2 separate regions of the Homo sapiens genome follow, and region 2 is linked to region 1. A link is a loop called in an ENCODE intact Hi-C map of the cell type or tissue named here. Cell type or tissue: HepG2. All regions are shown on one strand. Each heading gives the region's core, and the rest is flanking DNA. Links, peaks and the distances in the headings are about the cores only. Region 1 overlaps COL4A6 (collagen type IV alpha 6 chain). Region 2 overlaps COL4A6 (collagen type IV alpha 6 chain).

Region 1 (16,491 bases), core at 4,827-12,826:
CAAGAGGTCCCATTATATGAAAGATTCACTGTAATCTCTAACAAATGCCTTAATAAAGTAATGGGCTATCTGACAGATGGGGGCCATAGGAACCCACAAATCCTAGAATAAAATTCCCAAAGGCTTGTGAATCAAGACAGTGCCATATGCACTTAGGAAAGAACTAGGGGTTATGGATACGTTCCATCCTGTCCTGGACTCCACTGGGCTGGATGCATCCTTTATTCTTACTTGGTTCCTGGGCTTTTACATGCAAATCACCAAGTGGTATCAGTACCTACACAGGGCTCTAGGATTCTCATTTCAACAAATATCCCTCAAATATTTCTTGAACACCTAACTGGGCTGTATGGATACAAAGATGAATAAGACGTAGTCCCTGCCCTCAAGCAGCTCATTACATGGTGATAGAAGAAGACCAGGATATTAACAATCACAATTTAGAGAGGTAAATATATAAAGGTATAAACATAATGTAATGTGAACATGTTTTGTTGATTTAACAGACAGTGGGAGTATCTATAAAACTGATTATTTCCTTTGTTGATGACCACTTTGTTATTATGGGTTAAGATCAGATTTATCTGAACAATAATTTTTAAAAAGATAGATTTTTGTGTCCTACAACTTTGCTTAATTCATTTATTAGTTCTGAGAGTTTCATAGTGGAGTCTCTATGGTTTTTTTATATAAAATCATTTCATTTGCAAATAGGGATAATTTGACTTCCTCCTTTCCAATTTGGATGCTCTTTGTTTCTTTTTCTTGCCTAATTGCTTTGACTAGGAGTTCCAGTACTATGTTGAAAAGAAGTGCTAATCACAAGTGGGTATCCTTGTCTTGTTCCAGATTTTTAAGGGAAAGCTTTCAACTTTTTTTCATTCAGCATTATGCTAGCTGTGGGTTTGTCATATATGGCCTTTACTGCGTTGAGGTACATTCCTTCTATACCTAATTTGTTCACGTTTATTTTTATGAATGGATGTTATCAAATGCTTTTTGTGCATCTATTGACATGATCACATGGTTTTGTCCATCATTCTATTAATGTGGTTTATCACATTGATTCATTTGTATATGTTGAACCATCCTTGCATCCCTGGGAAGAATCCCACTTGATCATGGTGAATGATCTTTTTATGTGCTGTTGGATGTTGTTTGCTAGTATTTTGCTGAGGATTTTTGCATCTATGTACATCAGGAATGTTGGCCTGTAGTTTTCTTTTTTTATTGTGTCATTGTCTGGTTTTAATATCAGGGTAATGCTGGCCTTGTAGGAACAGTTTGGAAGAATTCCTTCCATTAACTATTTGGAATAGTTTGAGAAGAATTGGTATTAGTTCTTTAAATGGTAGAACTCAGCAGTGACACTATCAGGTCCTGAGCTTTTCTTTGATGGAGGACTTGTTTATCACAATCTTACTACTGGGTGTATATGTAAGGGAAATGAAATCAGTATGTTGAAGAGATATATCTGTACTTCCATGTTTGTTGCAGCACTATTTACAATACCCGACATATAGAATCAATCTAATTGTTCATCAAAGGTTAAATGAATTTTTAAAATGTGGTATATGTACACAACAGAATATTATTCAGCCATAAAAAAGAATGAAATTCTGTTATTTGTGACAACATGGATGAACCTAGAGGACATTATGTTAAGTGAAATAAGCCAAGCACAGAAGGGTAAATAACACATGAACTCACTCATATATGGAATCTAAATAAGTTGATCTTGTAGAAGTAGAGGGTAAAATAGTGATTACCAGAGTCTAGGGAGAGTAGGGAGAAGGGGAGAAGGACATTGGTTGGTCAATGGGTATAAACTTATAGTTAGATAGGAGGAAAAATTCTTGTCTTCTATTGCATAGTAGGGTGACTACAGTTAACAATAGTGTATTGTATATTTCAAAATAGCTAGAAAAAAGGATTTTGAATGCTCTTACCAAAAAGAAATGACAAGTGTTGAAGGGGATGGATATGCTAAGTACCCTAATTTGATCATTAAATAATGTATACATGATTGAAACATCACACTGTACCCCATAAATATGCACAATTATTATGTGCCAATTAAAAACAAAACTTTTAAAAAAGGCAAGTAGAAAAAGAAAAAGAAACATAATTCGTCATAACCATACACTGTAGAATATATATTGACCAGCATAAAACTTGTTGCAAAATATGTTTGGCATGGAAATTTATGTTTGTGCCTTTATTTACTCTATAACATTACTTTTGTTTATCTGTCTCTCCTCCTATAATGTAAGCTACTTAAGGGTAGGGAATTTTGTCTATTTCATTCACTGTTGTATCTACAGAGGCAGTAAATGTATAATAAATATTTGTTGAACAGATGAGCAAATATGAATAATTTAAAATTATGATAAGTACTATGAAAGAAGTTAACATATACGATTAGAGATTATAACAAGGGGATCTGATGTAGACTGGGGAAACAGTTTAGGCCTCTCTGAGGAAGAGACATTTAGGCAGAGACATGAGAGAGAGAGAAGGAGTTAGCCAAGACAATCAGACAACAGACAGCTCACATCTGGCTTGCAAAGGTCTCTGGAAATCTGATGATGTTTGGTTTCAAATGACTCACATTTGCAGGCTACTTGGTTGATACATTAGGGAATCAGTTTGATTGACATATTAGGGAATCAGTTTGATTGATAGCAATTTTTGTGTTTTTCCTGTTCAAAAGATGTTTTCATTCTCCCATCTATATCTAAATCTTTGGGTTTAAAGCCAAGGAAACAAAGTTCAGACTCAAGTTTCCCTCCTGCCTCAGTCCGCATGTGGAATCCTGAGTTAGACTTAGCTCTGTGCATTTGGCCCCTTGAAACTCCCCTGTGACCCGTTTCTGGCTAGCACCTCAGCTCAGAAGGCTCTTATTTCTTGGTTTGCCTGGCAAGAGATGGGTTCACCATCTGGAGTCAAAAAAACAGCCTGCCAGCCACTGAACAGTTCAGCCTAGGCCCCGGACAATGAGAATCAGGCAATAGCCAATTCCTTGTCTGCAATTTGCTGATTATCACACCCCAGGGTGTGGGATTGTACAGCCAGGACTGCTTTGCTCTGCCTCTCATCAAGGCAGAATGAACACAGATCCTGACAGGTCAAATCTTCCCCCAGACCTCAGAGGTTGCTGTACAAAGGACCAGGCTTAATCTCTGGCCAAGTGTATAATTCATTTATCTGCACGGTCATGAATTCTGGGCTCTCAGAATTCTGGGCTCTCAGGGCAGGAAGCATGGGGCATTGTGACTGGTTCTACAGGCCCAGGGAGTCACTTAAGCCTTGATTGTATTGTGGAGGGAGGGATTTTCGAGACAAAGGGCCCTGTCCTCCCGAGATTGAGCAGATTTGAAGGGGAGCCTATGCACACAAAGGAATGGTGCTTTAGGGAGAGGTTGACAGCCTTGTCATCAATGTCCATGAACTTCTCTAGATCATCTAAGTGATGACAAGGGGGCTAGAATTAATTATTTCATAGACTTTGGCCAAGAGGAATTGAGATAAATAAAGAGTTCATCTCAGGATGTTTGCCCGATGCTCATTCGCCACTTTGTAGTGGAGGGAAGTTTTAAACACCGAGAAACGTTTTCTCACTCGGCCCCTTCTCAGAAACTTGTTGGGGGTCTTAATCTTTGCCTCCAGCTTTCAGAGCTCCTTTACTACCACCAGAAAGACTTGAAGTAAAAGGCAGTACTCTATAGAGAACAGCTACATTAAAGCGAATTGGAAATTGTTTAGAAATTTATAGTTTCCCAACTTGGCCAGCTGTTTTGCTTTCTCTGATCCTCCAGACTTCCTGCTGAACAGAGATGGGACTTGGATGCCATTCTGTGTTCCTGGAGTTTCGTTTGCACAGTTCCACAGCCTGAGGGGGGTTGACCCATTGCAATAAATCCAGCTTCAGATTAGTTATTTGGATTTTGAAGTATTTCAAGCTCCGTGTCCCTCATGTCACTTCACTGCAACCTACCTTGAACTTTGCAATGGAAGACATTTTAATCATGGATTGTATATTATACAACTGCAGACTCCTGAAAGGGAGGAAGTGGATGTTGTGGAAGGCAGATAGCGCTGGAGAGGAATGGAGAGAACAGAGGCTCTAGTGCTTACTCTTACCTCGGACAGACATTTCACCTCTTTGTGTGGTTAAAAAAAATCCTGATGCTCCTCCATTTTTCCTTTTCTCCCTATTCATTTTTGGGGTGGATGTGAAGGACATGAGGAAACCCCAAGTGCAGACCTCCCCAGCTATTCCTGACAATCATTCTTCACCCCTATGAAGATATCTGAGTGCTGTCATTATCTGAGATTGGGACACTCATTAAATACATTATCAGTCATTAATGCTTTACCCCTCAAATACATTTAATAAATTAGTCTCAGCAAAAATTGGAACCCCTGGGGAAATGGACTAGAAGTATAAAGCTTTCTGGGATGGCTGGACAGGATTGTGTTTGCTCAGGCTTTTTACTCTTTGACACCTGGTTTCTAGATCATCAGCAATAACTAAAGATTCCCTGCTTCATATGAGTTTCCTCATTTGCCAGTCAATAGCCTTATAATTAGTAGAAATATGAGAGGACTCTATATCCTGTTGTATCCCAAGCAGTTTATTCAGGAAGTCTCTACTAAACACTTGTTCCAGCACTGTACTAGGTCCTATAGAGCAGCAGTCTCCAACCTTTTTGGCACCAGGGACTGGTTTCATGGAAGACAATTTTACCACAGACCAGGGGTGGGGTGGTTTCGGGATGATATGAGTGCATTACATTTATTGTGTGCTTTATTTCTATTATTATTATTACATTGTAATATATAATGAAATAATTACACAACTTACCATAATGTAGAATCAGTGAGAGTCCTGAGCTGCTTTTCCTGCAACTAGATGGTCCCATGTGGGGGTGGTAAGAGACAGTGACAGATCATCAGGCATTAGATTCTCACAAGGAGCATGCAACCTAGACCCCTTGCATGTGCAGTTCACAGTAGTGTTTGCGCTCCTATGAGAATCTAATGCTGCTGCTGATCTGACAGGAGGTGGAGCTCAGGTGATAATTCCTGTGATGGGAAGCTGCTGTAAATACAGATGAAGCTTCACTTACTCACCCTCTGCTCACCTCTCACTGTGCAGCTCAGTTCCTAACAGGCCACAGACTGATACCAGTCTGTGGCCCCAGGGTTGGGAACCCCTGCTATAGAGGTTATGTCTTCTTTTAATGAGCTTGCTTTCTAGTTGTGGAAGATATGTCAATAATAAAACATGTAACATATATATCTAAGAACCATCTGCTTAGGTAATACAATGAGTGTTAGACAGAGAGTTTTGTAGTGGTGTAGCAGGTGGATCAGTCAGAACCAGCTTCTTGGTGGAGGTGAGATTTTTCCTCGAGCCTTGAAAAACAGATATCATTTTAATATGCAGAGAAGAAGGGAGAGGGCAGTCTGTGCAAAGAGAAGCACATAAACCAAAGTCCACAGGTGGGAATGAGCCCATTATATATGTGGAAGTTCACATGAAAGAGTAAGGGTAGAAAAAATAGCTTCAGACCACAGAGTGAAGTGCAAAGGAATATTTATTTGATCTTTTGTAGCAGTATCCTCAAAACCTTTTTGATCATACACACATATAAGAAAAATAGCACACCCTCAATATATGTATATTCATATACTGTATACTTATACTAATATATTAGTACATTATAAAACATACACAAAATCATACAGGATGATGTAATACAATGAACAAAATAGTTCTGATAGTTTCTTCTCATACCCCAGAAAACCATCTTGTACTCTCCCTGGGGTATCTGTACCCCTACTCTGGATACCACTGCTTTAGAGCATCTGTTAAACATTTTGGGGACCACAGACCCCTTTAAGAATCTGATGGAAGCTACATATCCTCTCCTCTCCTCAGAAATGTATGCACAGATGCTTAACATTTTCTTCATATAGTTAATTTCAAGGAAAGGAGTGGGCTATGGACCTCCTGAAGCCCATTCTTATACCCCAGTTTAAGTTTCTCTGGGTGGAGAAAGGCACAGAAGGCTTTTGAGTAGCTTAGTGGTACATACTCTTTAATCTTTTAGGAAGTTGAATCTGGTAGTGTGCAAAATGAATTGGTGGCAGTGGGGGGCAGGTGGACAAAAAGTAGAAGCAGGGAAACAAGTTAATAGGCTATTTCAAAACTTCATGCCGGAAATGCAAATGCTATGTAAATAGAAAAGAGAGGACAGATACAAATGGTATTTCAAAGGAAGCATAGGCAGATCTCAATGATCAATAGTGGATGAAGGGAGAAGGGAGGGAAGAGAATCAATGGCAAGTCTGAGGCCTCAAGTTGGGGGTGGTGGGGGAAGGGTAATTATTAACTGGTTCAGATGACAGCCCAGCACCCCAGCAGACATGGTCTGAGGGCAGGGGGAAATGTGGGGATAAAGCTAGGGAGAATAATTGGATAGGAGACACAGATTGGGGTGTTGATATGGTGAGAGTAGAAAGTTTATGAGAAGAGAGAGAATAAAAATAGTAAACACTTATGCACTAGGCGTTGTTCTAAGTGCTTTATATCAATTGATGCTGTTAATCCTCATTATCATCTCTGGAAACAAGTGCTCTTATTAACATCGTTCCATTTTATAAACAGGAAACAGAGATAAAGCAGCTTGCCCAAGGTCACAGGCTAGGAAGGATCAGAGTAAGGATTCAAACCTGAGCAGTCTCCAGAATCTATGCCTGTGAGCACTGTGCCATGCTGCCTCTCAATAGTGAGGGGTGAGAGGTGAGTTGTGGGAAAGTCCACAAGGGAAAGGGGAAAAGGGAGGAACAGAGGAACAGACTAGAACCTATCGAGTGTCCACATGGATCAGGCATTGTACTAGTGCTCTAATATTAATAAGCGTCATCATCATTATCACCAAGAGTTTTCCATATGCAAGGCCCTATGTCAAGAACTTTATGAGGTATAGTGAATATTTGTCATTTTTTAATCACTCAGCAGGAAAATGCCTTTGCTAGTTGAAAAGAATCCCTCATTGTATGAGTCTTGATGTGAGTTGGGGCCCACCTCTCACTGCGGAAGCCAAAGGAGTTCAGATACCCCCCTTCCTGTCCCTGTGTAGATAGGAAGTGGTCATAGGTCCTAGGCTGGACTAATAGGACACTTTCTCTGTGGAGCAACTGAAGCTAAGATCATGAGCCAGAGTTCAATCACAGTAGTAGTCAGCGGCTGCGATTATGATACCCTGGCCAGATTGTTCCTGCTATGTAGCTTCAAAAGTCTCCTTCACCTTTTCATCTGTTCTGGAAGTCTATATCATAGATTGGCAAACCATAAATCTGACCCATCACCTCTTTTTCTAAATAAAGTTTTGTTAGAACACAGCCACATCCATTTGTTTACTTATTGCCTCTGGCTGCTTTTGTGCTACAATGATAGAGTTAAGTAGCTGTAACAGAGACAGTATTGTCCACAAAGCCTATAATATTTACTATTGGACTCTTAGCAGATAAAGTTTGACCACTCCTGCTCTTTCCAGTAAATCCATTTTTGGCTTAATATATTCAGAGTTGACTTCTGTTGCTTGCAGCCAAGAACTTTAACTGATATAAATGGATTATCTCATGTAATCCTTATAATAACCCTCCCAAGTAGATGCTATTGTTAATCGCATATTGAAGATAATAAAACAGACACAGACAGGTTATCTGCCCAAGATCACACAGATAGTAAGTAAAATCACTGAAATTCCAACCCAAATCTGACTCTATCATACATGAAAGAGATAAAGAAAATGGAGATGGAGCAATTAGCAGTCCCAGGCCTCTTTTGAGATACTGGAGAAAAGAATCATTTTCCCCCAGTAGTTCAGAGGAACCCAAGTAATCAGGGCCATGGAAAGTGAGAGGAAAAAGGAATAGAGATATCAGTAGCTTGGTTCTGACACATTTATCTCCCTCTTGGCCACTTCTATACAGTCTATTGAAATGTTGGTTTAAGCCTCTGTCAAAAGGGTACACTAACCTATCAATTCTCAGATCATCTGCCAGCTTTTTGCTTGCTAAGAAATTCAGAATTCATTTGAGTTGCATCTCAGAACTATATTAGGCCGTAGAGCTTGAATTCCTTCTTCCAGATCACTGGGACCTACACTGGATCCAGACTGACAGTAGCCAAAGTCATTGTTTCCTCTGCTAAAATATGCACCCTTTGAGGACAGGGTGTAAGGCTTGCTCACTGCTGCCACCTGCATATCGAAATATGGAGTCTGTACCCTCTTTCGAGGTGGCTCAAGTGCAGATGACCACAAAAGTTTATTTGATAGGCAATCCTCCATCGTCTCAGTGTGGCTGGGGCAGATTACCACTTTCACTCCAGGCTTAGCAATCTCGAGCTTTTGCTTTGCTAAATGCTAAGATACTTGCCAATACGTCACAGCTTTGGGGGAGTACGTGGGAGGAGGTTTAAGCATATTTAGCTTTTCAGCCTTACCTACTAGACCCAGAGTTCCTTCCATGTGATTCCTGTAAATGCTGACAATAACATGGTGCTCCCTCTGCTCAGTGCACCATTTAATTGAGCTAATTAGTGACAAAAATATCTCACAGCAGTGAGCCTTCTGTTGGAAGCATCTGAAGGGAAGGAGGATCAAACTGCAGAGTGGTGAAGAAGACTTCTTGGATAAAGGCATTGGGAATGTTATCGGACTGACCTTTTTGTTTGTGTGCACACATGCACGCACCCTTCTGTTAAAATAGTCTTTTAAACTAGGTGGGAAAGTTCATGAAAGACGTTTGTCTTGTCACATGTACTGATGAAGTGTTTTCCTCTGTGATTTTACCCCCAGCAAACTTCTCTCACCAGTTAAAGCAGAAAACCCTACTTCTGCCAAGTTGTTGTTTGCAAGAGAATTTGTGAAGGCCTGCCTTTTGTAGCACATGACTTGTCCCTCAGGAATATCTTTTTAGTCTCTGCTAATGTAAGGGAACATCTGAATGGTGTCTGAAAAGAGAAATCTCTTTTCCTTGGGTCAAGCCTAGCCCTGTGGCCACCTGATCTGGCTCTTTTTTGGATGAGTCCCTGGGGCTAACAAGCGAAAGAGTGAACCTTAGGAAATTGTTAGATATTTTCATGATCATTTCTTGATTATCTGCATCTGGGAAAGAAGTGGTGGTTAGGACAGTTGAACCAACCTAAAGCTTACTCATTCCAACCATTTCAGCACCCTCAAACATTCTCATGACCTAATCATCATGCTATGGTCTTGTTCACGAAGTACTGAATCCTTTTCTAAAGCCCTTTTCCATTGAAGATTCAGACTTAATCTTTACAGCAACCCAGTGAAAGTTCCATGATGAGGGGCAACGCTGTAGTTCAGTTGGTTAGCAGGTCAAATGCTTAGGTGTGTGTTTCTAGGTGCCCTGATCCTAAGACGTGAGGAATTGCAGCATTATTGGTCAGCCAAGAAGAAGCAGAGCCTAAGTAAACTGAGCTCACAGTAGAATGTTTTTGTGATTAGTGGCCAATAGCACACAGTAGATGACCAAAAAAAGACTATGGGTTTTCGCCCTAATCCTTTGATTTTGCTATAAAAGTCTTTCAAGGTAGATATATTCTTTTCTGATGGAATTCAATGTTGATTTCAAGAACTCCAGCTCTGAGAATGCTGCTTAGAAGTGAACACTAAATAACATGTTATGGCAGCCCAGCCTTGCTTGGTGTGATCAGAGAAGAGTGATAGCTCTCTTATCATTCTCCTGTGAATTAAGCAAAAAAAAAAAAAAAAATTGGTGAACATACCTGAAGGGTTATTCTTCACAGGATTTTCCATATGCCCACTCAGAAAAAAGGATCATATGTCTTGGTTAAGAAAATACAAATAATAACATTGTCCACAGTGTTTCTCCTGAAGAGAACTAAAAGAGAAAATGTGACCGCTGTCCTTTTATAAACATCACATAAGCTCTCCCAGGTTTTGGGGAAGCCACTGATGTCCTTGATGAATATGACTAAGTTGTTTGTGTAGGAGGGTGTTCATGTCTATCCTGTAATTAACTGGTGAATTGGGTTGATGTTTCTCCAAGCATATTCTGTAGCTTTTGTGTATGAGTGATGCATGGGTATGTGAGTGATGCATGGGTATGTGAGTGATGCATCTTTGACATTGCATTCAGTTCAACTACTATTTAGAGCAGAGGTTCCCAAACCTTAGCTGCACATTAGAATCACCTTAAGAGCTTTTAAAAACCCCAATGTCCAGGCCATGCCTTATCTTAGTCAGATTGAACTGCCATAACAAAATTCCATAGACTAGGTGGCTTAAACAACAGAAATTTATTTTCTCACAATTCTAGAAGCTGGAAGTCCAAGATCAGGGTGCCAGTGTGGTCAGGTTCTGGTGAGGTCTCTCTTCCTGGTTTTATGGGGTGGCCTGGTTTTATGCTGTGTCCTCACATGGCAAGAGAGAACTCTGGTATCTCTTCCTCTCCTTATAAGGGCACCAGTTCTATTGGATCAAGGTGCCACTCTTATGACCTCACTTAACCTTAATCACCTCCTTAAAGGCCTCATCTCCAATACAGTCACATGGGGGAGGGGGGCTTCAACATATGAATTTGAAGGGAACACAATTCAGTTCATAACATACCCTAAAATAATTAATTAAATCAGACTGTCTGGAAATGGGACCCAAATCTCCTAGGTGATTCCAATATGCAGCCAAGTTAAGAACTACTATTTTATATCCTTGCTGTTCAATGTGAAGTCGCTTCAGCAGCATCAACATCACCTGGGAGCTTGTTAGAAAAGCAGAACCTTGAGCCTCCCGCTGAATCAGAACCTTTTTTTTTAACAGGATTCCTAAGCGATTTGTAGACACAGGACAGCTGAGAAGAACTGATTGAGAGTATCTAGCATGTTTCTAATCTAGAGAGTCTTCTTCTTTCTTTATTTTGCCAAATACTTGCAACAGTAGCTATGTGAGCTTTTTATATGCTATGGGATTGTTCTCAGAACAAGGTGCTTGACTGTGCAGTCTTCCAACAGTTGCTTAATGGTACAGAATACATGAGGTGGTGCACTGGTGAGTTTGAGAGGGCCACCGAAGACATCCAGACTGGGTAAGTCTCATCACTCACTCAGGTGCCATGCACATTGCTAGGTAACTGCCAGGGAGTGAGTCAAGCGACCACTTTTAGGTTCTCTTCTGAAAACAGGAGTATAGTCCTCTTGTTCTTCCTGGTGATTTGTTTACTTTTGGATTGTTTTCACAGAATTGTGTCTTCTAAAAACCATTTATTTGCAGCTTCTTGTTCAGGCTATAGATTTCACTCAAATAGGTTGCTTAGCTTATTATTGCCAAATATTTATTTATTAAGAGGGTTTACCACTAACTCAATCTAGATGTTTTCTACATATTCTGTCTGGTCTTGTTACAGCTTAGTAGTTAATTGTGCGGTGGTGTTTCTCTGGGCTCCAGCTACTCTGGACTACAGGTTTTCTTTGTTGTTGTGAAAATTTATTTTACTAGTTTCAGTTGGAGTAAATGAAAAAGATCTGGCAATGGATGGTGGAGACGGTTGTACAACAGTGTAAATGTACTTAATGCCACAGAACTGTATACTTAAAAATGGCTAAAAGGACCAATTTTATGTTAGGTATTTTTACCATGATCAAAAACAAATTTCAGTGCATTTTATTAAATGTGATTAGGTATCCTGGTTTGGATTCTGGAACAGAAAAAGGGCATTAGTATAAAAACTGGTAAAATCTGCCAAGCACAGTGGCTTGCACCTGTAATCCTGGCAATTCAGGAGGTTGAGACAGGAATATCACTTGAGGCCAGGTGTTTGAGACCAGCCTGGGCAATGTACTGGCATGTCTCTTAAAAAAAAAAAAAAAAAAAACTGGTGAAATCTGAACAAAATATGGAGTTTTGTTAATAGTATCTACCAATGTTAATTTGCTAGTTTTGATGAATGTACAATAGTTACATAAGATGTTAACATTAGTAAAACCAGGTGATGGGGTTAGGGGTGTACTGGAACTCTCTGCTATCTTTGAACTTTTCTATAAATCTAATATTATTCCAAAATAGAAAGTTTTTTTAAGAAAATGGATTCTATTTTGACCCATCATTTTGGAAAGGAGGTAGAAAGGACCATTAGAATAATCTGGCAGAAGACCAAGAGGTAGAACCCTTTTCTTCTCCAGAGCTTCCAGGTTCAGCTCCTTAGAAATGATGGTAGCTAAGGTGCAGTAGAGCACCCCTCACCAAGCTATGCTACTCTGAAAACAGCTCAGTCAGAACACTTTTTGTTCAGGGCTATATATATATATATATATATATTTACTATTATATATTATATTATTATGTATATTTATTATATATGAATAATATATAAGATTATATATAATATATGAATCATAATAGCACTATTTCCTGGATGGCAGTTCAGCATAGTGATTAAAAGTACACAATCTGCAATCAGACTGCCTGGGTTTAAATGGTATTTCTACCACTTTCCAACTGTATGATTGTGAATAGTTATTTAACTTCTCTTTGCTTCATTTCCCTCATACATAAAATGGCAATGATAATAGTACCTACTTCATAAGCTTTTCTGAGCATTCTATGGTACCATCTTTATGAGATGCTTAGCACAGGCCTGAGTTAGAGTAAGTGTAGGTATTATTATTATGTGTCAGGCATTATATTAAGTGTTTTATATACATTTATATTACTTGTGAACTGCTATAATGTCTCATTTTACATTTTTTATAACTTCTAAATTATATGATATTTATAGGGGCCCAAATCATAAGCGTAAAGTTAACATACCCAAGTACCCACCATCCAGATCCAAGATACAGAACATTATCATCACCCCAAAATTTCCTATATGCCCCCACCCAGTTATTACCCACCAAAATTAACTCCATTTGTTTCTGTTTCTATTCAGTTTCAGAGATACTTCCCCCTCCATTTTTCATAAGTTAATTTGGGGATTGTAGAAAACATTAGCATGATTCAAAATGCAAAACCATAGTTAGTAATGTTTTTCCTCTCCCCTCTGTTTCCTCCAATATTTAATTTGAAGCACTATGGCTAATTTATTTTTAAATGAGAGTCATGTGACATTTTTGTCAGAAAATTGCATGAACAGTAATTTTCAAAGCATTCTGAAGTGCTTCACAGCCCCCTTCATTCAGTTCAACCAATATTGAGTGAGCACTTAATTTGGCAAAGCACAGTAGTGGAAAGAAAGGTGAACCAAACAAAGGCTTGTCTTTAGATGCTCCAAGCCCAATTTGGGAAAAAGGCCCTTAGACATAGAATTCTAGTCCAAAGCACACTCTGAATATGATAATAGAAATGCGAAGTTCTACATGTAAAATTACCATTTACAATAACAACAGAAAAGGAAACCTGTAACATATCTTTTTTATTAGTAATTTACCTGACAAAAAGTATATTGGACATTTTATAGATAAAAATTTTAAATTCTACAAACAGATGTAATAGATCTGAATCAATGGTGGGATATACAACGTTAATGGATGAGATGACTTACTGTAAAGATGTCAATTTTTCCCAAATCTACAAATTCAATGCCATTCTTTTTTGTTGTTGTTGTTGTTGTTTTGTTTTTGTTTTGAGACAGAGCCTCACTCTATTGCCCATGCTGGAGTTCATTGGCGCAATCTTGGCTCACTGCAGCCTCTGCCTCCCGGGTTCAAATGATTCTCTTGCCTCAGTCTCCCGAGTAGCTGGGATTATAGGTGCCCACCACCACGCCCAACTAATTCTTGTATTTTTAGTAGAGACGAGGTTTCACCATGTTGGCCAGGCTGGTCTCAAACTCCTGACCTCAAGTGATCTGCCCACCTCAGCCTCCTAAAGTACTGGGATTACAGGTGTGAGCCACCACACCCAGCCAAATTCAATGCCATTCTAATGAAAATACCAGCAGGATATTTTAAGGAACTTTAAAAACTTATTCTAAAATGTAGATAGAAGAATAAATGTCTATGAATATTTAAATTGATTTTTGAATAAAGAACAGGTGACTTTCCCCTCTACAATTTGAGAAATGCTGCAAAGACATATTATTATTAGTAATAAGTAGGAGTGCACAGTAAAAGGCCAGTAAACCAATTAATAGAATATAGAGCTCAGAAACAGATGATGAGATAAAAGTAATTTTACATCAAGGGAAGGATGGATTTTTGGTATTGGAATGGGTAGATCATCATGTGACAGAGCTTCCAAACCAGTGTGTCACATTACAAGCTATAAATGGACTATAGGTTTACAGAGCTATTGATCTTCTTGACCCTTAGGATATCCAGGAAGAACCTAACGTGGCCAGAGCTCCCAGGCTGGTGGCTTCCACGGGTGACTATGAGCAGTCCTACCAATTTACCACATTATGCTAAGCATATGCTATCATATCCTCTTGGTTCGATTACCTGAAAAAGAAAAGAAAAGCACTGTTATCTGGAGAAAAATAGAGTTGGATTGCTACCCTATATCACATACAAAGGTGACCTCTGGATAGATTACAAACCTAAATGTGAAAGGTAAAACTGTAAATGTAGGAGAATTTCTCTATAACCTGAAATAGTGTAGAACTTCTTAAATAAGACCCCAAACCACAAGACATAAGGTGGAAAGTCATAAATTTTACTACATCAATTTTGAGACTTCCGGTTCAATGAATGACACTATAGACAAAGGTAACAGACAGATGATAGACTGGGAGAAGGTATTTGCAATGTCTAAAACTGATAAGGCATTGATAGCTACAATGTCCAAGGAACTCTGGTAAATCGACAAGAAAAAGGCAGAAGACACAATTGTTAAAATGGGAAAAGCATATTCACAGAATGGACAGACCACAGAAGGGGAGAAACTGCATTGGCTAACAAGCCTATGAAGAGATGATTAGCCTTGCTAGTATTCAGAGACGTGCAAATTAAAATAACAGTGAGATATCAAGTTATACTTATCAGATTGACAAAAATTTTAAAGTCAGATAACACCAAGTGTTTGTTAGCATGAGGAGAAAAAATGATTTTTCATGTATTGCTGATGGAAGTGTAAACTGTTACAGCTTACAATCTGACAGCACTCATTGGTATTAACCATGTATTCCTATACCCAGAAACCTCAGTGCTGCATATATATCCTGCAGAACCTCTCCATGGTTTGAAAATAGGACACTTACGGGGATGTTTTTCACAGAATCATTTGTTTATCACAGAATTTTTTGTGTAAGGGATTAGAGGCAAACTAGATGTCTATCCATAGAGAGATGTACATGTAAAATGTGGTAAATGCATACTTTTGAATATTACATAAGGGTTAGAAGCAACAAAGTAGTTGTGCAAATAGTAATATAGATCTTGAAGACATTCTTGAGCAAGAATGAGAAATAGAATGTGATCTATAACCCAAAGACAGCAATATCAATTTAAAATACACACACACGCCCGGGTGTGGTGACTCACGCCTGTAATCCCAGCACTTTGGGAGGCCAAGGTGGGTGGATCACGAGGTCAGGAGTTCAAGACCAACCTGGCGAAGATGGTGAAACCCCCCCATCTCTACTAAAAATACAAAAATTAGCTGGGTATGGTGGTAGGCGCCTATAATCCCAGCTACTCTGGAGGCTGAGGCAGAGAATTGATTGAACCTGGGAGCTGGAGGTTGCAGTGAGCCGAGATCATGCCACTGCACTCCAGCCTGGGTGACAGAGCAAGACTCCATCTCAAAAAAAAAAAACACACACACACACACACCCAAAACCAGATAGATAGATAGATAGATAGATAGATAGATAGATAGATAGATAGATAGATATAGAGAGGTGATAGGTAGATGACAGATAGATAGAGACACATAGAGATAGAAGATAGACAGATGATAGATAACAGAGACACATCGAGATTGATGATAGAGATAGATTTTAGATAGATAAATGATACATAGATAGATAGATAGATAGATAGATAGATAGATAGATAGATAGATAGATGATAGAGACAGAGGGAGAGAGGGAAAGAGAAAGGGAGAGATAGTTGTTAGATATCCTGGACTCATATCAAATATATTAAAGAAGATACCTGAGAGGGATAGAAATGAGAATGGGGATGTGGATGAAGGAAAAGATCTTTTCAAAATGAGGAGCTGGACATGGACTAATGATGACATTTTATTATAAACTAATAGATGTAATTAACTTGGCTCTTTATAGCTGAGTCATTCCCCCAAAATTTTTAAGTGATTTTGGAAGGGAGACATCAACTCCAACCAGGGAAATCTGAGAAGTCTGTTTGGAAGAGGGCAGATTTGAGCTGAGCTTTGAAAGATGGATAGAGCCTTGGTAGAAAGTTCTGGAAGAGAAGGGTATTTTTGGTGAGGAAGCAACTTGGTTGGAAGCCACGTGGTGAGAGAGTAC
Region 2 (16,491 bases), core at 3,749-11,748, 52 kb before region 1:
TTGGGAAGATTTCCATGATCTGCCAGGCTGGGGTTGTCTACTCTTACCATCATTTCTCTTCACTTGTCTGCTCTCCACTATCTTAAGAACAATTAAAGGGCAGAGACAGTGTTCTTAGACTCTGCAGAGTCCGTAGGCACTACACACTGTCTCATGAAAGACTGACCAACTGACCAAGCAATTTTGCATAGGTGTGGTTCTAGCCCTACTCTCCACATCCAGGATTAGCTGTTAGGATGCTGTGAAGTTGATGGGAAGTCTCCTGTTGAGGGAGTAATCCCTGCTGCTGAAAGAAGGCAAAGAGCTGGGGCAGTCATTTTCACATCTTCTTTAGCTCCTGTTAGCTGCAAGGACCACACATCTGATTTCGATGGTTTTCTCTGGGATTCTGCTTTCCTTAACTCCTCTGAGTTTTTGACCTGGCCTCTTCTTTTGCTTGATTGCTTCTTACTCTATACCTAATAATGCAAGGGACTTGGCAAAATGCTTATCTTTTACTTCCAACAATTCATTCTTTCTCCAAGATGAGAACATTAATGAATAATTGTGTCAAAGGTAATCCCTAACTTTCTTTGTGACGTTGTTTCCACCCTCCTCTCCACCAAACCTTTCATTAAAAACCTCTTAACCTTTTGCAAAGTTGATGGTCTTGTTCCTCTTCCTTGTGGGAGGGGGGAAGTAACGTCTGAGCAGAGAAGTAGCCACTAGGTGGTAGTAAAGGACGGGGTAGAAAATCAGGGGTCTTTGTATATTTACATATGGTTCTTTCGGTTCAGGATAATTAATGATAGTGTTAAAACATGTGTCTCTGCACAGAATCAAGATGCAATCATAGCCCTGCAGATGTTCGTGGTTATCTTAATCATTTATTTGATTGTATTGTGACATTACAGGATTTATGGAATATATTATATGTACTAGTGAGGGAGGCTTCTGCTAGAGAAGAGCCAAGGAGCTGGAGAAGGAGATAGATAAATACACAGCTGTGGAGACAAGAACACTGCTTTAACTATCCAGAGACCTAAGTGTCATGCGTGAGCTTTGCCAACTGGATGACTTTGGTTTGGTGCTTTCCCCTCTCAAGGTCTCAGTTTTCCCATAGGTGGGATGAGAGATTTGGGATGTGTGATCTCAAAGGACCTGCAAGCTCTGACAATCTAAGTCAGACACCACATTACTGTACCCTGATGGTTCCTTGCCCCTAGAGTGCATTATCGTGCTTTCTAGTATTGAAGTGAGATACGGAAGGTGATGTTTGACAATGTCCTATCCTCTGAATGGTGTCTTGGCAGCTGCCTCAGATATAACTCATTTGCTGTGGCTTCTTTACTGCTGCTGCTTCTAGATGCTCCTGACAGCTGAAATTGTGCTTCTGCAGGAATGTGCAGGACTCTCCTTCCTTGGTCATCTGGATGGTGTGATTTGAAGAGTCACAGGAATTTCTCTTCACCAAAACCCAACAAAATCTTCCCTGCCTTGCCTAGGAGTCATTCTGCTTACCGTTCTAGCTTTAGAAACTCGCTCTTTAAATGAAGCATTGCCCTGTCCTTGCATTGCTTGTATAAATCTCATGTGCCTCTCTGATGAGAGGAGCCATGCTCACTCTGCATATCTGTGTGCACAAATCACAAATTTTGGGGGACCACTCAGTTTTCCTTTTGCTGTCCCTGCTAAGTCATATGACAGAGACATCAGATATTAAGACATGAGTGAGCATCTTGCAGGTCAACAAGCGACATATTATCTCCTCCTAGTCTACCCCCTCCTTCAGTTGCCAGATGTGTGCCCCTTTTTGCTTCTTGTTCTTCCTTTCCTCCCTAGTCTCTAACTTCCCCTTTTCTCCCTCAAGACTTCCTTCCCTCTTGCTCCATTTCTAGCTTTCCATCCCTCATTCCTGGTTTCTCCACCATGGCCTCCTCCTCACCTAGTTTCTCCCCTCTGCCTTCAGTTGCCTGGGATTGCTTCCTATGTCACTTATCTTTGACTCCAGTTTCTATTTTTTGTCATTTATCAGCACACATGAAAACTGCAGCAGCAGGATAGCAGGGAGGAGTTGCTGCAATGTACTTTATAGAGGCATCCCACTTATCCAAAGATTCTTAATCTCAGAGCCTGAATAAGTGGTCTGCAAATTGGGGGGGTGGAGGGGGGAGGGCATGCAGGTCAATTTGTTGGGTATAGAAGAAAATATGAAAATTTCTATTCACATTTAATTTGAGAGACACTAGAAAGAAATTAAGATTTAGGATTAAATAATTTATATAAAGTGTTTAAAGCTGTGTGGTTCACTAAATGCTATGTATTAGACTATTATTATTACTATTATATGTAACATGTGTATTTTCACTGGCATCCTCATCAGGTGAGTTGGCTTTCTTCGGCTTTCCTGTTGTGCATACTCTGTAAGGTATCCTGAGGGAAGAGTGGGGGCTCCACAAGATGGAGGGGTGTCCTTGGGGCCCTTACTTTTTTTCCTGAATGTATACCAGAGATATTGATGTTTCCTTGGACCTAGTTAAGTAGATTTATGGATATTATCTAACTACATTTAACCCTCACAAAATGGACAAGCAGCTTAAGAAGATTCCTGCAAATAGACCATGTATTGGAGATAATACTAGTAATGTAAGCACATGGCAGAGCTCACACTTCTACTCCTAAAATGAGATTTTTATCAGCCTCATTATGAAGTAAAAACCATGGTAATCTAATTACACCTGACAAGAAGTCAGCAAAAACATATTGCAAGAATAATGAAGACTATATGAAATATGGATTTATGTCAATTCTCAATGATGAAAGATCTTGCCCTAAGTATATAATTGTGCCTTAAGGTATTAGCTAATAATATAATAAAGCCATCACAATTAACAAGACATTTAACATGCTGTTTATTTCATCTTTGTCTCATCCTTTTACACTTTTTATTTATTGTGTGTTTCATTTTATATATATTATCATTAATATATGGGGGAGAGATTAGGACATGTGTATGATTTATATAATTGTTAACAATGTATAAATATACATGTTTTGAGGAAGCATGCTCAAAGCTTTTCTAATTGAAAAAGGGTGTGCAATCAAAAGGATTTGGAGACCACTGGCCTAAACCATACTTAAAATAGCTGGGAGCCCGCAGACAGAGGCAAAAGAACTCTGGATAAGAGAAAAATAACTGTCACAAAGTCTCTTGCTCTTTCCTTATAGCATAGTCATGCAACCAACTTTAGAGCTTCACCTTGACAATTTCACATAGAATAAAGCAATGGAGATCTCAGGAACTGGGAGAAGTGAAACACCAAAGGAACTTATAAAATAATAAAATTGCAAGGCTGGAAGGTTGGATCCAGCCCTCAAGAGGTACATCGTAGGTTACAAAAGGCTTTCCTGGCATGCCTATGAATGCTCTTTCCCTCACTTTAATTATGAATGGGCTTGGAAGAAAGTTTCAGAGAGATTAAGAGACTGTCCCAAGATCTCTTGTAAGTGACATAACTGAGATTTAAATCAAGTGTTCCATTCCCCTCCATAGTGTTCTTTCCACCATGTCAAATGGCCTCTGAAACCTTTGTGGCCATAATCAGCTGAGCTCCCTGCATTACTCGTTGCAGTCAGATTGTTGTGATTGGAGGAATACTTGGAGTGGAGAAAATCTGCTAGGAAGACATCCACGAGATATCAACAAATCAATTGCCCTTCGTCCTCCACCCTAGTGAGTAGTAATTCCTGACTGCATGTATAGCATCCATTTATATCCCTGTCTGGGTTTTAAAGTGTTTTTCTAATATCCTTCTCTTTTAAAGGTTTAAGAAATGAATTCCAAGCTTAAGGAAAGCATGTTTTTTATATGTGATTACAAGTTCTGTGAGGAGTCATGTCAGTTTTCACAGCTGTAATGTGTGTCTGTCCCTTTATGTAGGCCACTGACTGTATGAAAGTTCACTGCAATGGAGTTAGAAACATGTGGAGATGAAATTACCAAGTATATGTCAGGGAAGTAATTTGGTGTCTACTTTGAGAAGACTCGCATTAATGGAAGTCTTCCAAGAATGTTTAAGAAAATTAATTGCACAGCAACTCTCTAAGCTATAGTAAAAGTTGATGGAAAAATGTGCATTGCTTTGCAGAAATTTGCTTCACTATCATCTTTTCAAAAGAGCTTTTATTTTAACAAATGAAGCACATAGCCAATTATTTAATGACCATCTTTACTTTTAGAGGTGGAAGTCCTAGACTATGTTCTGTGTTTTCTTTTATCTCATTGTGTTTTGTGAGGTTCAAGCCCCCTAGAAAAACATTTAAGAAAGTACTCTGGGGGCTAAATATTGGTGCAGGCACTGTGGGGAATGGAAACATTTCATAAGTACCAGACTTCTACTTAGGGCGGCTACACACACACACACACACACACACACACACGCCAATGTTTGACTACCCATCACTGCATCTGATTAAAAGTCTAAATGGTAAATCACGAAACCTCAAATGGATAGACTGGTATGGTCTGTAGTAATTAAGCTATCTCTTTTTAAAAATATTATGACAAAAAATATTTCTTTAGGAATATTAATTTGGTGAGGGTTATCCAGGGTGGATTGGAGTAAGAGACATGATAGGCAGACACTAAGCTCCCTATTTTTAGATGTAAGTGGCATGTCCAAGACCCCCTAGCACAACAGAATGGAAACTTTGTTTTTTCTGCTGCTTAGATGCTTTCTTTCAGTGGTTTTCTCTATTCCTGAATACACACACACACACACACACACACACACACACAGAGAGAGAGAGAGAGAGACCCAAACTAGTGATTTGATGATGTGACCTAGTCTTCACTTTAGATGAATGTATGACATTTTAATTTTTAAAAAATTAGCTGGAAAATAGTTCTAGCTCCTTTCCCTCACATTTGTCTAACTCTTTGGAAACCAGTGTCCCCATTGGTTAGTCCCTACTAATTCCACTTAAGGAGAATTCATCATAAAATCAAGTGGAATTGGCATCACTGAGATGATCCTGTCTTGATTCCAGAGGTAGGACTATTAGATGCTTTTCTCTGTGGGATGTTAAAAGCTCCTGTAATTACTATGATGCCCAGGGAGAAAGACCAACTCAAAGGGTCCTGAAAGAGCATCTGTTTCCTACCTGACAAATTTTATTGTGGGGGTTATAAGTATAAGGCAGAGTTTGGGGAATCATGAAAGAAGGAAGTCATTGTCTCATATAAAACAGATTTTAAAGCTTGGTCAGCAGAAAAGTCTGCAGAGTACCTTAGAATTGTGCCCTTATCCTGAATTACTGGCTGTGACCATGGCAGGCTCCTACGGTGGACTTAGCTAAGCCCTAGGCTTTGCTATGACAGCCTTTACACCTTTTATCCTCAGCCTTATAAGCTCAGTTTTACTTTTTAATTTTTGAAGACCAAAAGAAAAAATGCTCATTTCTTTAGCCCCAAGAAAGATTAATGTATGTTTGGTTATCAAAGAAATTGTGGTCTCTGTCCTTGTACATGTCTTTGCTAGTTCAAGTAATTGTAGTGACTTTGCATTCCATTACTTCAGTTAGGTTCTCTCTCAGAGCTGACACGAGTCAGTGATTGCTACCCCCTTCACAAGTTGTTGGGGGAATGCCAATACAGCTATGAGCAAGGGAGGGAGCTGTGGAGGAACATGCTGTGGGGCCCAGAGAGGAATAAGGGGTAACCAGGGTTCAGGAGCCAGGTTTCCCCAGAGAGAGACAAAAAGAAAGCAAACAAAAGGAAGAGACAGGTCTAAACAGGCTCCCCAGACAGGGCCCCTTTGCTTTAAGAACAGAGCCTTAAACTTCACAAAGCTCAGGGAGGAAAGGAAGCCAGGGGTTAAACGTGGCCTTTGAAATTCAGTTGAAGAATTATTAACTGAAAATATACAGAGAGAAAAGCCACACATATACACAGCAACATTTGCTATTCTTAAAACCCATTCAGACACTCTATGAATTCAGAAATGTGCTTAAACCTGCATATCCACATAGATACTAATATTGACCCCTCAGGAACCACAAAGGTACCACAAAGACACAGATAATAAACATAAGAAGAGGCTCAACAGCAGGAGGACACAGAGTCCCAAGATGCCTAACGTGGGTTGCTTTTGGAGGCATGTGGCAGACAGTTTAGTGATCTGATGCGATCCATTATCAGAACTGGGGTCCCATTGCTCCTGTAATTGGTACCAGAGTAAGAAATTTAAACTTCTCCCTGAATTTTACTTTTTAAATCAAGTCCAAACTGAGCCAGAGCTCTGAGAGCAGAATAGAAGCCCGTCTCTCCCTCTTCCTCCTCCTTCATAAAAGGAGCAAGGAGACTTGAAGGCCTCCAAGGTCCCTTGGAGGCACCAGAGCCTGCAATGTGGCAAGTCCGCCTGCCCCCTCCCTGCATTTACAGTCCAATGACCCAACGCCCCCAGACCCCAGACAGTTTAACCAGCCCCCGCAGGGCCTCCTTGAGAGTTTCCCAGATTCCTGAGGGGAACCTGATCCCGCCCTGGGATCAGCATGGGCTCTTCACAGCATCCCCGAAAGATCCTTGCTCCTCGGGGATCCCCGAGAACAGCACCCGTTCCCACACACAGCCATCCCTGCAGCGCCATCACCCACCCGTGGCTGGGAGGTGACCTCCCAGGGTCAGTGGTGAGGCCGCCCAGGGAGAGGGCCCGGAGGCCAGGCGGGAAACAGAGCAGAAGCGACAGAAATTCCCCCTGCCAGCCCAGGCTGCCAAGGTAGCCCTGGACAATGCCCTGTCTGACCCGCCGCCCCACCAAGCCAGGCCACGGCCAGAGCCAGAGTGGCCTTCGGCCCTGAGCGACAGGAGAAGGCAGTTCTGAAGCAAACACGGCACAAAGACAAACGCAGCCTGGGAACTTTGCACCAGCTTCTACACTGGAAGGCCTAAAACGTCCCTTGTTCCAAACACCCCCCTCATTCCCCCCAACAAAAGTATTTACCTCATGAAGAAAGGGAGAGCGCTAGACTCACAGAACAGTTGGCAGAGCCAGAAGGGCAATCATCTAGTCTGACCCTTTCATCTTACATATGGGGAAACAGGCCCACAGTAAAGAAGAGACTTAAACTCTGAAGAGTGTTTTTGAAAAGTCTTTCCTTGATTATGAAGGCAAGATGTGTGTGTGTGTGTGTGTGGTGTGTGTACTCACACACACACGTGAGAGAGAGAAAAAGAGGTGTGGGGACGAGATGGGATAGAAAGGAGAAGACAGGAGAGGGGAGGGAAGGGAAGAGAAGCAGAGGGGAGGGGAGGGACTGCATGCAAGCCTGAGCCAAGGAACTTGTGAGCAGGAACACTAATTGCAGTGCAAACAAAAATATCTTTGAGTGTAAGTTGCCCCTCACTCTAGAGACCAGATTTTCTTCCCACTTCCCAGGGGCCCACAGGGACCCAGAACAGGGTAGAGAAATTTGCCATTTGGGGAATACAAGTAAGGGCAGTGGTTGAGAGCATGGATTTTGGAGTCAGATAGCTAATCTTTTAAGCCCTGGTTCTATCATTTACTAGATGTGTAAATGATACACATTTACCCATTGATTCTCAACCATATTGCCCCCCAGGGAACATTTGGCCATGTCTGGGAACATTTTTGGTTGCCACAACTGGTGGGGTCATACTGGCATCTAGTGGGTAGAGGACAGGGATGCTACTAAACATCCTATAATGCACAGGACAGCCCCTCACAACATAGAATTATCCAGCCCAACATGTCAGTAGTGCCAAGGTTAAGAAACTCTGCATTAGGTGAATGGTTTAGCTATTTTCTGAACTTCAATTTATTTATCTGTGACTTGAGAATAATATTACCTATCTTTCAGGGTTGTTAAGATAATTAAATAGGCTAATACCTTTAAAGCAATTAACATAGTGCCTGGCACAAAGTAAGCACTCCATTAATTATTAGATTTGAGTATTATCAAACCCTCCCTTAACTCCACCATCTCCTATAGTTACCATCCTATTTCCCTGTTCCCCTTATAGCATAATTTCTTGAAATATTTGTTTATACTCAAAATTTCCACTTTCCCAATTCTCTCTTGAACCTATTCTAATCAGGCTTTCGTTGCTACCACTCCTTTCTTATAAAGGTCACAAGTGACAAACACATTGTTAATTACAATGGTAATCTCTCAGTCCTCATCTTACTTGACCTACCATCAGCATTTAAAATGCCTTTTCACTCTCTCTTTTTTGAAAAACTTTCTTTGCTTGACTTCCAGGATACTATTCCTTTGATTATTTTCCTACCTTGGTGGACAAAGCTTCACATTTCCTTTGTTCCAAGAGTAGAGGGCTTGGTCTGATTTGTTTTGTTGAATGAATGAATCAACAAATAATATTTACTATGAAGATTAAAAGAGATAATTGTTTAAAGTGCTTAGCACACATTAAGTACTCAATAGTCATCACCACCATCACTACGACTGTTAGCATTGATGTTATTGCTATTACAATTATTCTCCCCTACTGATTATGAGCCCCTTGAAAATCAGACTAATGGTACTTTGTCTTGGTTCTCCTTTGTATAGAGCTTTGTTCAATAGAACAATATATAGCCAATATCCAGAAAACAGTTTCCAATGGGCAGGATTAGCTGAAGATGGCGTGAGAGGAGAAATATTTTATAAAGAGTTTTACTGAGGTTAGAGGTGGGTGGCTAGAGGCTCAGAGGAACAGACATGCAGTAGGAGGTCATACCCTACCCATTTTCACTCTCTGATTCAGAAATGATAGGACCACGAAAGGGAAGGAGTAGCAATTCTCACCCATTAATCATCCCAATACCTCCTTGCCTAGGTATGGAGGAGAAGTGGGCCTGTGGCCAAATATTAGCATGAACAGAGCTTATCTGTTGGGTTTGACAGAGTGAACAACATAAATTCACTTTTCTCACAGTACTGGATTAACTTAATTTTCAGTCATCTTGAACTTTGAGTAACTTTATACACTTTCCTGCTCCTACCACCATCTTTACAAATTTGCAAGTGGCATTTATATTACCCAGAGAATATGGTCCCTTAGGGATAGTCATTAGAGAAAGCACACAACCCAAATCTATTAGAAAACTTTTGAACACTCAAAGCATCCATTAGGTGTTGCTGATCGTTCTGATAACATAATTTGGCAGCATTTTCAGTTAAAATGAGGTAATAACCAAATAGGATCTTTGAACCAAGTTTCTTTTTTCCACTAAAAACAGAATGTCTAGATTTTTATATAATATTCAAGCCATTAACTACCACCAACTGTGGCATTAAATGGTGGCTAGTCTCTCCCTTATCCACTTTACCACTCATACCAAGAAAACATCCATAATTTGGACCCTGACTTGGAAACGTCATTAAATAAAACCCATATGTTTCCAATCCCTGACCATCCAAAACCCCACTCCTACTCACTTGCATTATCACCCATATGCAATAACCAACTTGCTTTGCAGATGGGTCAGCCTATCTGTAAATTGCCAGATAGGACCTGTCCAAGTGCAGAGAAAAAGTTTAGTCCGATTTGCATAAGCAACCAAAGAAAAATGTTTGATCCACAAAACCCAAACCATTAACCTCAAAAGGAATTATGATGATACAACTTTATTTTCAAAACAGCATTTTTTCACTTTTTTAAACAACAGTCTTATTTTTTAAGCCTTCCAGTAGGTGCTTAATAAATATGCAAGTGACATAAAGGCCACCATGATTTTCCAATTGGCTTGGCTATTGGTGGCTTTGGCAGTTCTACTATTATTTGTCAAAGATCCTTCAGTATCCATCTGGGCCCACAGAAAGCCAGAGCTCCCGAAAGAAGTGTTGATAGAGCCCAAGGGGGAAGTTGCAATTCATTCTGGAAAGGTGACCCAGCTGCCAGCATCCCCTGAGCCTCCTGTAGATGCCAAATGAGCTCCTTGTCTAGTAATCCCATCTGTGATCTAAATGTATACAGAAACTGCCCGATCATCTCCTCCTCTTGACTAATGTGCACATGGAGATGTATTTGTCCTACTAAGATACAGAGATTGCTGTCAGATCTATTAAAGATAACAGTTGTCATCTTTTTAATCATCATTATTGTAAAAATGATAAGGATAACACATAATAATGAGATAGTAATAGCTGTTGCTATCTGTATTTACTCTATGTCAGGCATTGTGCTAGGTATTCTATATATGTCTCATTTAATTTTTTAAATGAGATATAAATATCATACCATAAAGCTCACCCCTTGAATGTGTAGAATTCAGTGCTTTTTAGTATATTCACAAGGTTCTGCAACCATCACCACTATCTAATTCCAGAACATTTCATTACCTTGTCTCGTTTAATTTTCACAGTAGCCCTGGGGAATAAATATTTATTTTAAACCCCATTTTGCAGATGAGGTAACATTTACAGAGGTTAAATGATTTGCAAAGCTCCCATAGCACATAAGTGGTGGAATTCAGAGTCAAAGACAGATCTCTCTGGACCCCAAACCGAAGCGTCTCTTTCTACCTCCCTGATGGTTCTTTATTTGTGCCATGGTCTATTTTCATTTTCATTCATAGGAACACCAAAGGGAACAATTGTAACCTTCTTGTTTTGCTCTTCTACTTCTTCCCCTTTTCTCCTTTGTTCCTTAAGGAATTGATGGCTTTGGTGTCCCTAGCAACTGCCATCCTCCTGCCTACCTACACCACATACACACACACACACACACCAAAAAAAAAAAAAACACAATTGCCCTAACAAAATTTATTCTCAGCTAGTGACATTAGTTTGCAATGAAGATCTTAAACACTTATAAAACCTTAATTTGTTACCCTTTGTTAGACCTACTTTTGTTTAATAGAAAGTCATTATTTAGCATAGTGATAAGAAAAGAACTTAGGTACCAAGCTTGGATTTTACGTTTGGTCTGGTTTCCCCATACTAAACATGTTACCCTGGGCAGTTGACCCCTGTAAGCCTCAGTTTCCTCAGCTGAAAATGAAAATAGTAATCCTATGTACATCACAGGGCTGCTATGAGGGCTAAATTGAATATACATGCTAAATGTTTGATGCAATGTCTTGAAACAGAGTACATGCTCAATAAATGCTGGTAGTTATTTTGGTAGCATCAGTGAGTGGATAGAATGTGGAATTATAGAGTACTTGTCAAGTTATATGGCCTAGAATCAACCTAGGCAGCCTGCCCACAAGGCGAGTTTTGATAAAAAGCATTTATTAAGCAAGGAAGTGCATGCCAGGTAGTATACCAATTAAGTTAAATAGCTCCTGCAAATTCTTGCCAGTTTAATCAACTAAAAACATAAAGATAACTTTTGGCTTTAAATCGCTGACTGCTTTCCTCATGGCAGTCACAACATTTTCCTCTTTAAGAATCTACAATGATTCCCAGGTGTCATCAAAAAAAAAATCACTTGACCTGTAGAATACCTAGTATAACCTGGACTTGTACAGTGTCAGGTTGGGTATAACCTGCCTGAGTAAACCAAGTAGCCTCAGCAGACCTGTATGGTTGGGTAGAATCCGAAGTCCCAAATATAGTTCAGATTATAACCCATGGGCTATTTTAGAGTTAGCAGGTTGGGATGAGAATCTGGAATAGATTTCAAGCCAGGTTATCATTTAAGGTTTTAAGTAGCTTCCAAAATCCATTCTAAGCATGGGCAGGGTGGGCAGTTGGCAGAGGTCCAAATAGGCTGCCTGAACACAATGTAAGAGCAAGTACCAGAGACCCAAACTTGACTAATAATAATATTAAGTACTTATCATAGGTGAGACACTTTGCTAAGGGCTTTATTATGTATTAATTATCTCTTTATTCTTACAACAGTTTTGTGAGAATAAGTGGTATCATCCTCTCCATTTTAAAAATAAAGGAAATCAAAGGTCACATAACTGGAAAGTTGTGAAGCTGAGATTCAATCCCATATCTGTCTGGTTCAAATATGCATACCCTCAACCATTATACTGTAATAATACCTCCCAAAACACTAAAGTACTGCTGGCAACCAAAGGCTTGGAGACTTGGGCACAAGGATAAAATGGTCCCGGCAATAAAGCTGGCTTGCTGTTTTGCTAGACAATTATTGAAGTGGAAATCATGGCTTTTTTTTTTTTTTTTTTTTTTTTTGCTTTTTTCCTTCTCTTTCCTTTCTTTTTTTTTTTTTTTTCCTAAGAGACGGGATCTCACTGTGTCATCCAGGCTGGAGGGTAGTGGCATCATCATAACTCACTGCAGCCTCGAACACCTGGGCTCATGAAATCTTTCCACTTCTGCCTCCCTAGTAGCTGAGACGACAGTGCTTTTCCTTCTACTGTGTGGTGGCAGCAGTAAGCCAAGAGGCTGAGATGGGGGCTGAGACTTTCAGGGAGGGGCTCAGAGAAGCCCTGAGTTGGATTGAAACAGATTACTGTGGTGATTTTTCAGGGTTTTATTTCTCTTGCTGTTGTACACAAGTTCACTTTGTCCTATAGATATGTCCTTGGAATTTTGTCTTGATTGCTTCACATATTCTAATTTTCATTGTTCACATATAGAATAATAGCTTCTATCACTCTACCTTTAAAGTTCTTATCTCCTTCCCTTCATCTAGAAGAGAAAATGCAACAAGCGGGAGAAGATGACCCTTTCACTCTTAAAGAGCTTCATAAACTCCTAATAAAGGAAATGATAACAATCTTTCTAAGAGGCGGCCCCATTTTGCAATGATGAAGTCTAGATGCTACAGAAATAGTCCCAGCAGGAAATAGCTGAAGGCGGAAGGCAGTGTTAAACAGAAAGCATGTGTTGAAAACCACCTTGGTCCCTTTGGAAGATGAAAATATGTTGTAAGCTACTGCTGAATGTTTTCTCCCCTCTAGTGGTCAGTGGAAGGAGGAGACAATGGTGGTATAAGTGGTGCCTACTTTTTAACTGTAAATGCAATATTACAAGTGATATTCGAAGAAAATTGCTTCCATAAGAACAATGCTATAAATGGAATTATGTTTCAGACCAAGGATACTGTATCAAAAAAATTAAAAATATGACCAACAGTTTGTGATACTAACAAAGGTACAATTACAGTAGGAGTATAATAATTCTACATAAAAAATTAAGTTGTATGCCTTATATTGGGCATAGATATATTCTATACAGTGATTAAAAAGAGGCCTCTGCTATATCATGTTTGTCATCTAAATCTAAAATGCCACCTACAATAAACAATACAATACACATTGACTAAGCATTTCATTAACAATTTTGTTTGCCTTCTTAGATTTTAACTTTAAAGTGCTCTCCAAGGTAATCTAAGTTCTCACCACAGAACCATTTATAAAAAGAAGCTCCACATTCACCCAGATATTGTTTAAAGCGTTTCCAAATGTGTCTCTAAAATTAATACTGGCAATTTCCCGTCTCAGCTAATCCTCTCTGCATTTTTGGCATTTTGTATCAATAACATTAAAAATGTTCACAGTCTTTAACCCAGGAATTCTACTCTTATGAATTTAATTGAAGGAAATACAGGAGTAAGAAAGATTTATAAGTGAAGATACTAATCAGAGCCCTATTTGTAACAGTAAAAAAAAAAATAGAAAAAGCCTATATGTCTTACAATAGGAGAATGGTTACTTAAAGAAGTATGGTATATCCCTTACAGTGGAATATCATATGGTCACATAAAGTAATGTTTCTTGGAAGAATGTTTAATACTTGTAAAAATGCTTATGGCATAATGTTAAGTGAGAATTATGGAAAACAAGTATTTATACAATATGATCACAATTTTGTAATGATAATTATTCTACACCCAATTTTTAAAAAAGGTTGAAATGACATGCACTAAAATGTTGTCAGTGCTTATCACCAGCAGAGAGGATTATGGGGAAATTGTTGGACATGCAGAGAAAGAGAAGACCACAAAAGAGACTGAGAAAGTATCAGTAAATAAGGTCCTAATGAGAGCTGAGGAAATGAGGTGACTGGAGCTAGATAATGGAGCTGGGTAGGTCCTCTTGGACAGAAGCCTAGGTTGATTCTGTGAATGAGAGGGCAGACCCAACTAGAGTGACTAGCCACCCTGGTTTGCACAGGACTGAGGGCTTTCCCAAGACATGGGACTTAATGTGCTAACACTGGAAATGTCCTAGGCAAACTGGAATGAATTGGTCACCCCAGACTCAAGACGTATCTGATTTGGAAGGCCCTATGTGATCTCCAAATTCAACCTCTTTCTTTTTCAGATTAAAAAGCACCCAGGAACTGGGAGATGGGTAGTGTCATGACCAAAGTCACACAGGTAGCAGAGCACAGGACTGAGAGTTCAAAGGATTTAGCTCTGCTCTCTGCTGTGCTGCTTATTAACAAGACATTTAATCTGAGGTTTAGGTTAAGGACATAACACCTTGCGTGTTCACCAGATTATGACAAAGACCAAATTTAATTATTCACAAATACAAGGAGTTACCAGTAACAATAAACAAGTATTAAGCACATACTACATTGCTTTGGGCTCAATTCTAAGATCAAGGAAGTATTAATAATTCCAAATTTATAGAATTATGGTAAAGTCTAATTGAGATTATATTTCTAAGCAAATTAGTACAATGTTTGCCTTCTACAAAGGACTCATTAAACGTTAGCTCTGATGATTATATGTCACATTTTAATACATAGATGTGGAAATCCCACACCACTTAATAGTAACTGTGAGACAGGTACTTTTATTAATGATCCCATTTTAGAGACAAGAAAATTGTGGCCCAGAGAGGTTATTTGCCTTGCTTAATTTTATACAGTCAGCAAGTGACAAGGCCATTTGTCTCCTGGTCAAGCCCTCTTTTCTACTTCATTAAATTCCACTCAGTAGAAAGCCTTTTTGGATGAGAGCACAGTGAACACTTTTTCTTTTTACAGTAAACTTCCTTCTTCCTACTTACATCTTCAGTTTAATGAAAGCCTCCTCTTGGACTAAATAGAGGCCACCAGGGAGCCTTCCATGAGATATTTTGTTAGCAATCTTCTGAGAATTTCAAGATCCTTTAGAAACATTGTAAAACAATTATAGAGTCTGCAGAATATCGCTTACAGGGTAAGGATTAAAGTTAGGGATGCTCTGGTAAATGTTTAACCACTGGCTCTGGGAGAGGGTGAGAGGGGGACACTGATTAGTAACATTTGCAGATATCCATGGTGTAAGTATTTCCAGCATGGCTGATTTCAAACTACTGACGAGATTCGCTCCTGCAAACCAGTGCCAGCCAATGCAGGCCAGTGCAAGCCAGTTCCAGCACACCACTGGAAGCAGAATTCCATGAGGCCATTGCTATCCTTAGTTTATATAAATTCAATAAGAATTAAAGTGTGAGCGTTATTCAGGGAGCTTGGTTTTAATATATGCAAAAGGGAGAGAGAAGTGAGTGCAGGCCAATGGGCTGGGATATTGCAGAGAGTAGGACAACTTAAGGGAATGCCCAGAGGAATGGAGGTTGCTGCCTGCAAGTCTATGTCTGGCCCTTCTTGAAACCTTTTAGGAACACCAAAGCTTGCACCTACAATAATTAGAGAAGTTTTTTTTTAAAACGAAAACAAAAACAAAAACAAAAACTTGGCACAAGCCTTTTGTTTTCCTGCCAACTTTTTAATTTGAACATTTTCAAACCTTCAGAAAAGTTGCAAGAATAGTACAAAGAACACCCATATACCTTTCACCTAGATTCACCAATTGTTAATATTTTTCCACACTTGCTCCATCTCTTTATTTCTACAAACTATTTGAGAGTGAGTTGCAGATATTTGAATTTTCACCCCTAAATACTTAAGCATGAATCTCCTAAGAACAAAGACACTCTGATACACACACACACACACACACACACACACACACACACACACACACTATACTCATTGCTCTTGGGAAATATAACATTGATAAAATATACAGGTTTAGAGTCTGTAGTCAAACTTCCCCGTTATCCCAATGATGTCCTTATAATTTTGTTTTTTCAATGCAGAATCCAATCAAAGATTATGCTTTGCATTTAGCTGACAGCCTCTTTGATCTCCATTAATCTAGAACAATTCCCCAGACCCCCACTTTTATTCTTTTGTCTTTTATGATGCTGATATTTGTTAAGAGTCCAGGCCAGTTGTTTTGCAGAATATCTCTCAGTTAGATTTGTCTGATTATTTCTCATGAATACATTGCAGTTAAACCTTTTAGTTTACTACCATGTTATGTCCTTCTCAGTGTCTCACATCAGGAGGAACATGATGTCATTTTTCCAATTATTGGTAATGTTAAACATAATCATTTGGTTAGGGTGGCGCCCAATATATTTCTCCATTGCAATGATACCAGTAAAGCTTATCATTTGTGTGAATATTCAGTTCCAGGAGAAGCTTCTTTACACTGAAAGTATAAATTACTTGGTTCACTGCAGAACCATGGGTTGAAAAGGCATTATCCCTAATTAAATGAAAAAAAAA

The links. Hi-C counts contacts between places; a loop is a spot of excess contacts. Peaks named below come from ENCODE experiments on the same cell type or tissue, not always from the same donor. Only the 100,000 strongest peaks of a DNase experiment are listed, where the experiment ranks them.
Region 2: it touches region 1 in a loop (3-fold over the local background); 3 of 110 quality-filtered maps call a loop at or near these places.

What each region holds. Positions count from the first base shown.
Region 1 is chrX:108,237,437-108,253,927 of GRCh38, reverse strand. All of the region lies in intron 3 of COL4A6 (collagen type IV alpha 6 chain), which reads left to right. Among named protein-coding and RNA genes, the nearest start is that of ATG4A, 150 kb to the right of the region's middle. In HepG2, for the core only: a CTCF peak has its summit at 8,271; a DNase peak (open chromatin) is centred at 7,457.
Region 2 is chrX:108,288,653-108,305,143 of GRCh38, reverse strand. The region is part of intron 3 of COL4A6 (collagen type IV alpha 6 chain); the gene reads left to right. Among named protein-coding and RNA genes, the nearest start is that of COL4A6, 140 kb to the left of the region's middle. In HepG2, for the core only: no CTCF peak of the experiment used is centred there; DNase peaks (open chromatin) are centred at 5,703 and 6,913; H3K4me3 peaks cover 1,770 bases.